Linked DNA regions of Homo sapiens: all the other regions are linked to region 1. A link is a contact called in ENCODE Hi-C or POLR2A ChIA-PET data. All regions are on one chromosome and are shown on one strand. Each heading gives the region's core, a stretch centred on a gene start or an enhancer-like site at or near the end of the contact. The rest is flanking DNA. Distances are from core to core; before and after follow the strand shown. Region 1 holds the start of ANKRD26 (ankyrin repeat domain containing 26). Region 2 holds the start of RAB18 (RAB18, member RAS oncogene family). Region 3 overlaps ABI1 (abl interactor 1).

Evidence for each region. Hi-C counts contacts between places; a loop is a spot of excess contacts on that map. ChIA-PET counts read pairs that join two places held with the same protein, here RNA polymerase II (POLR2A). Pooled maps may share reads with other maps.
Region 2: a loop to region 1 is called in a map of B cell, with 22 times the contacts of the local background. The contact joins the promoter of RAB18 here to the promoter of ANKRD26 in region 1. A Hi-C loop is called at or near these places in 3 of 168 maps with a recorded cell type or tissue (B cell, CD4-positive, alpha-beta memory T cell and naive thymus-derived CD4-positive, alpha-beta T cell), 1 of 37 single-sample maps with no recorded cell type and 15 of 50 pooled maps. POLR2A ChIA-PET finds 5 or more read pairs at or near these places in 1 of 52 experiments (naive thymus-derived CD4-positive, alpha-beta T cell).
Region 3: a pooled map shows a loop between it and region 1 (2.8-fold over the local background). The contact joins the enhancer-like site here to the promoter of ANKRD26 in region 1. A Hi-C loop is called at or near these places in 1 of 168 maps with a recorded cell type or tissue (colonic mucosa) and 6 of 50 pooled maps. POLR2A ChIA-PET finds 5 or more read pairs at or near these places in 1 of 52 experiments (activated naive CD4-positive, alpha-beta T cell).

Annotation. Positions count from the first base shown.
Region 1 is chr10:27,099,097-27,102,047 of GRCh38, reverse strand. ANKRD26 (ankyrin repeat domain containing 26) reads left to right here and starts at 1,554. Exons shown (of 34, transcript NM_014915.3): 1 at 1,554-1,963. The coding sequence starts at 1,722. RefSeq lists a silencer at 1,708-1,887 and an enhancer at 2,058-2,117.
Region 2 is chr10:27,502,894-27,505,844 of GRCh38, reverse strand. It overlaps RAB18 (RAB18, member RAS oncogene family), which reads right to left and starts at 1,541. Exons shown (of 7, transcript NM_021252.5): 1 at 1,408-1,541. The coding sequence starts at 1,475. LOC124902399 (a long non-coding RNA gene) reads right to left here and starts at 1,400. Exons shown (of 2, transcript XR_007062097.1): 1 at 1,121-1,400; 2 at 753-866. RefSeq lists enhancers at 1,406-1,465, 1,576-1,845.
Region 3 is chr10:26,754,150-26,757,100 of GRCh38, reverse strand. ABI1 (abl interactor 1) reads left to right here. Exons shown (of 11, transcript NM_001012750.3): 9 at 1,360-1,446. Among named protein-coding and RNA genes, the nearest start is that of PDSS1, 58 kb to the right of the region's middle. RefSeq lists enhancers at 1,294-1,353, 1,444-1,563. Within about 2 kb of position 1,365, at least 5 of the 41 ENCODE cell types and tissues checked have a DNase peak (open chromatin) inside an H3K27ac peak, as active enhancers do.

The sequences.
Region 1 (2,951 bases), core at 305-2,804:
ACACTTGAGTATTTTTTGTTTGTTTTTGTTTTTGTTTTTTGAGAGAGAGTCGTGGTCTCCATCCAAGAGTCTCCACTCCAGAGGCAGTGGTGTGAACCTCTGCCTCCCAGGTTCAAGTGTTTCTCCTGCCTCAGCCTCCCGAGTAGCTGGGACTACAGGCATGCACCACCACACCCAGCTAATTTTTGTATTTTTAGTAGAGACGGGGTTTCACCACGTTGGCCTGGTCTCGAACTCCTGACCTCAGGTAATCCACCCACCTCGGCCTCCTAAAGTGCTGGGACTTGACTAGCTTCATAGATCACCTTGGGGAGTGTTGAGGAGACAACATAACTTTCTAGCTGGGGTAGTGTAGGAGGAAAATTCTTGGTGACGATAGTGGAAACCACTCTCCCACATCAAAACCATTTGATCTAGCTAAGCTGGAGAGGCCTGAGAAGTGTTGTTTTGTTTTTGCTCATTTCTCACTTGGCAATAAAGACGCCTGTTCTGGGGCCAGCCACCTCCTCCACAAGGGACCCTAGAGCTGTCCAGAGCTATGGAGGTGCATTCCAGCAGCAATTTCTGCTGAGACTCCACTTGACGTCTGCGTTGCTAATTCCAATTTGTTGTCAAATTATTCAATCTAGGCTGGGCGTGGTGGTTCACACCTGTAATCCCAGCACTTTGGGAGGCTGAGATGGGAGCATCATTTGAGCCCTGGAGTCGGAGACCAGCCTGGGCAACATGGTGAGACCCTGTCTCTACAAAAAATGCAAAAATAGCCGGGCGTGGTGGCTTGCGTCTGTAGTCTCAGCTACTCACTCAGGAGGCTGAGGTGGGAGTATCGTTGAGCCCAGGAGGTGGAGACTGCAGTGAGCCGTGATTGCACCACTGCACTACAGTCTGGGCGACAAAGCGAGACTCTGTTGGGGAAAAAAAAAAAAAAAAGAAGAAAGAGATGTAACCTTGGAAAATCAAAAGCAAAAAATAAAACATAAGGCTGGGCCAAAGGCAGAGGGGTGGGGGAAGGAGGCATGCAGAAATGCGTTCTCATTTCTTCTGGAGAATGTGCATTGGTTTCTCCTCGTAAGTTTGCACTTGACACATATTGCCACGATCTCCGAAATCCTGTGCCCTCTGCACTTGACACATATGCCACGATCTCCGAAATCCTGTGCCCTCTGTTGTTGCATCTGTTAAGTTCTCATGGAGACCAGATGGCACCCAAAGGGACATGGAAGGGGAATAAACTGAGAGATAGGGAGATTCAGAGAGTTTCTTAGGGGAGTTTTCTCGGAGAAGAGGCTTTCAGCATCTTAAAACTCCACGCTACTCCAGTCCCAGTCATGCGTAAAGGCTGCTTCCCCACAGGCGCGAGGCTTCTTTTCGCAAACGTCCTGAACACTCAGCCAGACTCCCACCGACATTTGTTTGACAGGAACGCAGGGCTCGTCCCAGTCGCCGAGATTTGCGAGGTCTGGGCCTTGCACATGCGCATGGAGCACACTTGACCACTGGGCCTTCGTGCGCACGCGCGTGGACCTTGCCATCTGAGGTGCGCATGCGCACTTGTGTCTAGCGGGATCGCTTGCTTGGTAACCCGGAGGGAGAGATTGGAAACCGCGGAGTTTCCTTTGGGAGGCTGCGGCCAGCCGGGGCTGACTTGTTATGTTGGGCTCCGGAGGCCGTTAAGAGCCGAGAGAGACATGAGGTGTCTCTGAAGCCCGGTCGCCTGGGCCATGAAGAAGATTTTTAGTAAGAAGGGCGAGTCGCCCTTGGGCTCCTTCGCGCGGCGGCAGAGGAGCAGCGCGGGAGGCGGGGGCGAGCCGGGGGAGGGCGCCTACTCGCAGCCCGGCTACCACGTCCGAGACCGAGATCTCGGCAAGATCCACAAAGCTGCCAGCGCGGGTAATGTGGCGAAAGTGCAGCAGATCCTTTTGCTCAGGAAGAATGGCTTGAACGATAGAGACAAGATGAACAGGTAATAGGCGTCGCAAGCCCGGACTGAGTGCCACTGGAGTAGGCGGGCAGGAAGAGGGGCCCCTTTTGTGGGAGCCACCCAGGGCCTGGATCAGCCTCCCGCGGGCTCCGTAGCCCCTGGGACGGTGACACCTTGCAGGGCTCCAGCGCCCAGGCCGCCTTTCTGAGCAGAAAAACAAAAACAGAACTCTAGCTGGTTTCCGATCCCCCCGAAATCCCTTAGAGAGCACTTAAGTGACAATTTTAAAGTGAATTAACGAACAAAAGCACGTACAGCGTTTTATTTTTAATGTACACATTTAAGATACAATGTCATACACTTATGGAAAGGTGCATAATGAGATAAGCAGTTTCCATAATATAGCAACTTCTGGGTTAAAAATTATTTCTATAAAATCTGTTATTCGTCAGGCGCGGTGGCTCGCGCCTGTAATCACAGCACTTCGGGAGGCTGAGGCGGGAGGATTGCTTGAGGCCAGGAGTTCAAGGCCAGCCTGGGCATTATAGCGAGACCCCCCCCCCCAACTCTAATAGTCTCAGCTACTTGGAAGGCTGAGGCAGGAGCATCACTTGAGCCCAGGAGTTCTAGGCTGCAGTGAGGTATGTCAGTGACAACAGAGCAAGACCCTATCTTTCAAAAAGAAAAAGAAATAAAATGCCTTTAGGAAATAGATATACAAGTAATTTGTTTTTCTCAGCATTGCTTAAGCAGTGTATTAAGGAGAACCCATAGAATGGATTTTGTGAATAAATGTCAGTGCATGATAATATGTGACCATTGAAAGTGGCAGTAGAGGCCAGGCGTGGTGGCTCGCGCCTGTAAACCCAGCATTTTAGGAGACCAAGGCAAGCGGATATCCTGAGGTCAGAAGTTCGAGACCAGCTTGGCCAACATGGTGAAACCCCGTCTCTACTAAAAATACAAAAATTAGCTAGGCATGGTGGTGGGAGCCTGTAATCTCAGCTACTCCGAAGACTGAGGCAGGAGA
Region 2 (2,951 bases), core at 292-2,791, 400 kb before region 1:
GGCTCACGCCTGTAATCCTAGCACTTTGGGAGGCCGAGGTGGGCGGGTCACGAGGTCAAAAGATGGAGACCATCCTGGCCAACATGGTGAAACCCCATCTCTACTAACAGTACAAAAGTTAGCTGGGCATGATAGTGCGCGCCTGTAGTCCCAGCTACTCGGGAGGCTGAAGCAGGAGAATCGCTTGAACCCGGGAGGCGGAGGTTGCAGTGACCCGAGATCGCGCCACTGCACTCCAGCCTGGCAACAGAGCGAGACTCCGTCTCAAAAAATAAATAAATAAATAAGTAAATAATATCAGAATATATTACATAAGCTTTCAAATTCTGAAGAAGCTTTTAAAAAGTAAGACTTTATGAAGTGACTTTTACAAGTTATTTGAGGAGAGCTTTCATTCTAGTTTGTAGAATTAAGGCTATTTCAATTTATGAAATACAAAAAATTATTTGAAAGATACGTGTATCAGAAGGTATAGCTAAAATATGAAACTGATTACAGCCCCTGGAGTGCAAATGTGGTTTAAGGATCAGGACGGCCTTGAACATAACCTACTCATAATCAGATGGCAAGAATGACATCAGCTGGAGAACTCTCTTCCAAGACCTGGATGAAATCACAGCCCTCTAGCAACATCCACCTAGATCCATGTCTTACCTTATACTCAACTCCACTGTCAATATTATTTTCCCCAAGGAAAAAGTAAAAAATGAAAGCACAACACTAATCTTCTGTCTCCACAGGATGTGGCAAAATGAGAAATAACAATTACATTTTATTTTCAAAGGTGGCCCACGGCTGAAGCACTCGGACCTTACACTAAAGCGAAATTTTCCAGCAGTCACAAGATCCAGTTCTTTCACAGCCGACTAATAAAAAAGTAAAAGAATCGACATTAAGCTGCGCCCAAACAGGCCAGGAATGGGACCTAAGGCGTCACGAAACTTCCCGAGGACATTATGTATTTAGAGAAGGCCCCACAGAAACCCTCAAGTGGGAAAGCTATGTCTCCCGGGTCTCGGGGTGGCAGGCAGCCTGAACCCCGAGAGGTTCGAGGCAAGGCGCCCCCGGCCGGATTCGGGCCCAAACCAGCCCGCCACGCCCTGAGCTCCGCGCAGCAAACCTGCCGGCCGAGCGGCGGCCCTCGGAATGGTGTTTTCTCGGCGCTACAGGAGGGAGAGCGACCCAGAGAACTTGGGCCTGGCAAAGGCCGGGAACCAGGCAGGCGCGGGTGGGGAGAGGAAAGCAAACGTCGCGGGAGAGCGCGGCCCAGAGGCCGAGGAGGGCGCGAGCGGAGCCGGCCCGAGCCCGCCGCTGCAGTTTACAGTTCCCGTCGCGGCCCAGGAGACAGCAGCCACCGGGGCAGAAAGAGCCCAGCCACCCTCGTCACGACCCGCACCTCCGCCTCACCTGGACTTGCCCACCCCACTCTCGCCGATGATGAGGATCTTCAGGGTGGTTAGCACGTCCTCGTCCATCCTGACCCCGTTCCGCTCCGAGCCCAGCTGGCCGCCCGGGTGCGCCTCTCAGCCCTTCAGCAGAGTGAGCTGCTGCGCATGCGCGCCGCTCCACGTCTGCCACCTTCCTTTCACACCGGGTGTTCAGGCTGCCGAAGCCCTGGACTCCCCAGTTCCGCCTTGAGGTAGCTCCACGGCTGCGCGACCCAGAATCCCCGGCGTTTTTCCGGACTGCGTGTTCCTCCCCTGCGCAAGCGCAGGTGGGGAGCGCTGTGTGTGACTTTGTTGGCTTCTTCTTGAGGTCTAGCTCCGCCCCAGCCTCAACCTAACCCTCCTTTTGAGTCAGTGGGAGGACTCAGTCAGGAGAATATCAAGCTGTTTTATTTCGGCAGCTGCTCATAACAGCTGCACTGCGGTGGGAAAAGCACTGTGCTTGAAGCAGATTATCTTAAATTTAGGTCCAGCTCTACCTTATAACTGCCTTGTCATACTACCCAGCTTTCTTAGCCTTTCTCCATCTCTGAGAGACACAGTAACACTTCTTAGAACATCTGCTTCTTATTGTTATGAAGGTTAAGTGAGTTAATTTGTGAAGACATGTTGTTAACCAAAGTGCTCTATAAAAGGTGTGATCAGGTATTATCTTGCTGGCTTCCCCTCTGTTATAGTGGAGAGCACCCTCTGCACCCTAATTCATCTTGAAAGGGAGGCGTAGACTTCAGGTAGGTCAGGTGCATTACTTCTGGCGGTGCAACTTCAAGTCAACTCTCCTTCCTCATAAGAACTGCTACACCCATACTGCAGGAAGTGTATGTCTACACCTTGCCTCCTGCATTAAGTTGTAAATCTTAGTGAAGGTACCAAACCTCATTCATAATACTTAGCACAGTGCCTGGTACATGGCAGGCACTCAATAAACCTCAGTTCTCTTGTCTTATTTCCTTATACCTGCAGCTAATGTCATATACAATGGATATTTGATTAAAGACTACATATAAATAAAATTTCAAATGTTAAGAAATTAATTTGTTAAATAGCTGGAAAAGCCCTTTCAAAAGATATCCCAATGGCTTCTCCTCCTTCAGGTCTTCGCTCAAATGTTGCATTCTTAAAGAGGCCTTCCCTGTCCATTCTACTGAAATATGCAAATCCCTCCAGCATTCTCTAGACCTCTTTACATTGTTTTTCTGCATAGGATTTAACCACTCTCTGATACACTATATATTTTACTACTTTATTAGAAGTCTCATGAAGGCAAGGATATTTTGTTTTGTCTACTGGTATGTCTTCAGTATCTAGAGTACTTCATGGCACATAATATGTGCTAAATAAATGTATGCTGAATGAATTAATTGAATGAATGTTGTAGAGTCCATTCCTAACCTTAGAGAATAATGTCAATGAAACAACCTCCACTTCTCATCAGATAGCCCTTGAAACTTCAGTCAAGTCTATCTAGCTTACTTTTCATTATGACAAAAAGATCTTATTTATGAG
Region 3 (2,951 bases), core at 116-2,615, 340 kb after region 1:
CCAGCATGGCTAGTTACTAAGAGTTGTTTCTAAACACTTTTTTAGGTTTGTGAGAGTTTTTTGTTTTTTAAGTCAAAACCTCTAACCTTTTATTTAGGAGCCTTCTATAGAGTATTAGAATGAAATAGGATTGCTTTCATAGTGAATTGAATGTTATCTTTAGCTATACAATGAATATTAATGCACATAATTGCTTTGTTACTTCTTTGAACACTGAACTTCTTTCAAATTTTTATGCTTACCAACAGAATTTGCATGTTGGATTAATTGAAACAACCTTTTGATTAATCCTTGGTAACCAATAAATTGTTTTTCTCTATCAATTTAGTGTTACTACTTGGTGACTACCGATAGACTAAATTTTGCTATCTAGTCCTACTGACTTTTTCTAAGCAATCTTTGGCAATTACTGTCTTGTTAAAGTGAGACAAAGTCACAAACATATGAATGTTTACTTCTAGTGTATGTTATAATTTTTAATACATGAGTATTTGGTATTAATTTCCTGTCAATTATGTCATCTCCACAAATGCATATGAATGTGTTTCAAGCTATCCAATGAGTTGTTAAAAATTACTTTAATGCAAAGAACTACGTATTTTAACTTATTGGAGATCAGGTTTCCTTTTTCAGAACAGTGATGAAAAGGTCACTTTTGAGATATCCCATGAAACTCTGACTGATTAACATGATATATTCCCTTGTAAATTTAGGACTGATATTTTTAAACATAAAATTGCCAACTTAAAAAAATAACAACCTTGTTTTACAAACAAGAGTTTTTCCTGGAGAGCTGTGTGTGAATTTAGATATATAATAAGAACTGTCTTTAAAGGAAACCTGTGATTAATATTTTTATTGATATATGAAATAAATAGCTATTATATATTTGTTTTATTTATTTGGGTCCTAATTTACAACATTACCTTAAAGCTAGACAAACCTGTTATAGCTATGGCAAAGACACAATATTCTGGAAACCTATGTAGGTATTTCATTGTTACCTATTTTAGAAGTCTTTCCTTAGAATTTGAAAATTTTATTTTACTAAAGTGAATGTGATGGTAAATTTAAATCCTCCCCAAACAATGTAACATTAGGATTGAATTAAGTATATTTGTTCTTTTATAAAATTAATTAATTGGCTAAGCACAACTTGGCCTTTAGGTTTGCTTGTGGGAAATGTACTCCAAGGTTCTGCAGGTTTTTGTTTTGTTTTTTGTTTTGTTTTGTTTCATTTGCAAACTGTTCTTTGCATACTTATGTTTGTGGTCCTTGTAACTGACTTCTGCTTTTTGTTTGTTTCCTTTTCTTTCCTTTATCTGTTTTACTTCCCCCATACTGTGTTGTTGCTACCAGTTTCTATTGCTCCACCCCCTCCCCCTATGCCTCAGTTGACTCCACAGATACCTCTCACAGGCTTCGTGGCCAGGGTGCAGGAAAACAGTAAGTTTGGAAAAACTGAGCTATGGAAGAGTAGAGGCTGTCTCCTTATAGCATGCATGGCTGACGATGAGTCATCGTTTTCCTTACTTTTATTGAGAAGCTAATCTTGAAAATAGGTGCAGACATGTTACTGAAACTGAAGAGCACGGTCTTCAGTTTTTTCTCTTTGTGTGCATGGTTACTGACCCATATAAATTTCAAAGCTGCAATTTTCTTATGTCTTTACATGATCCTAAAACAGGAGATCTGATCTTTACATATTCTTAAGGAAAGAATAATCAAACACAAAAATTCAAATTATATGGAAACTTTTAGCTTCTAACAGTTACTAGAATTAGAAGACATTTTTAATTCTAATAAATTTATCAAGAGATAGGTAGATATACTGTAAGATTAAATTTAATATGAAATTGGGGCAGATTTTCCCCCCTTAATTTCAAAATTTTAGGGAAAGCTTTGTAGCCTCAGATTTTTGTACATACATGATATTGAACCTACGTAAAGGTTCATTGTTAGGATAAGATTGAATGACCAGGAATAAGTAAATTACATTCATGCTATCCATTTCAGTGTGAGTGATAAGCAATTTAGCATCCTTTTCACATTTTGGCTACATCCAGGCCCACGAAGATTGTTCCTGAATATGAAAATCAGTTAACTTTTTTAGATCTTCTCTCGAATGAAGTTCAGGGATTTTTTTTTGTGGGGGGGGAGAAGTTATTTTGGATATATGGCTTTAATCAGGATAGACTAGTTTATATTACTGCCTGATTACTTTTGAAATTCCAGAAGATGTGTAATCCTAACTGCATGATCACAGTGAATCTTATATAAAGTGAAAAATACCACTATTACTGAATTATAATATGCTAGAAAAGCTGTTGATGGTAATGTGGTCTATTTTTAATTTACTTCATTTGGACCATCACCATGAAAATAAATCTCAGGATGGTTTGAACAAATGAATAACCCACTTGCCCAGCCTATCCTCCAAGAAAATATATTGTGGCAAATTCCATTCTTCAGCTTTTGCTGACCCTGTTGTGTTATTCTCCCCATTCCCTCCCTCCTGCCAGTCAAATATTTGTGTACCCGATGTTACGTGCCAGACTCCGGGAAGAATACCAGCAGTTTAAGACAAAAGCCCCTTCCTTCAGGAAATGTGTGATCCAATTGGCTTGTTATAAAATGTTGTTTTGTAATGTTGAAATTTCTGAGTGTAAGCCATCCTTACTGTTAATATGTGTTTGAAAACCCTAATGTGTGCAAACATTTAAAAAGATATGAATAATCAGCCTGGGCAACATGGCAAGACTGTCTGTACAAAAAAATAAAAAATTAGCCAGGTGTAGTGGCATGTGCCTGTAGTTCCAGCTACCAGGTAGGCTGAGGCTGGGGCATCATTTGAGTCCAGGACGTCAAGGCTGCAGTGAGCCATGATCACACTACTGCACTCCAGCCTAGACGTGCAAAAATAAATAGAGTGCAAAAATAAATAAATGCAT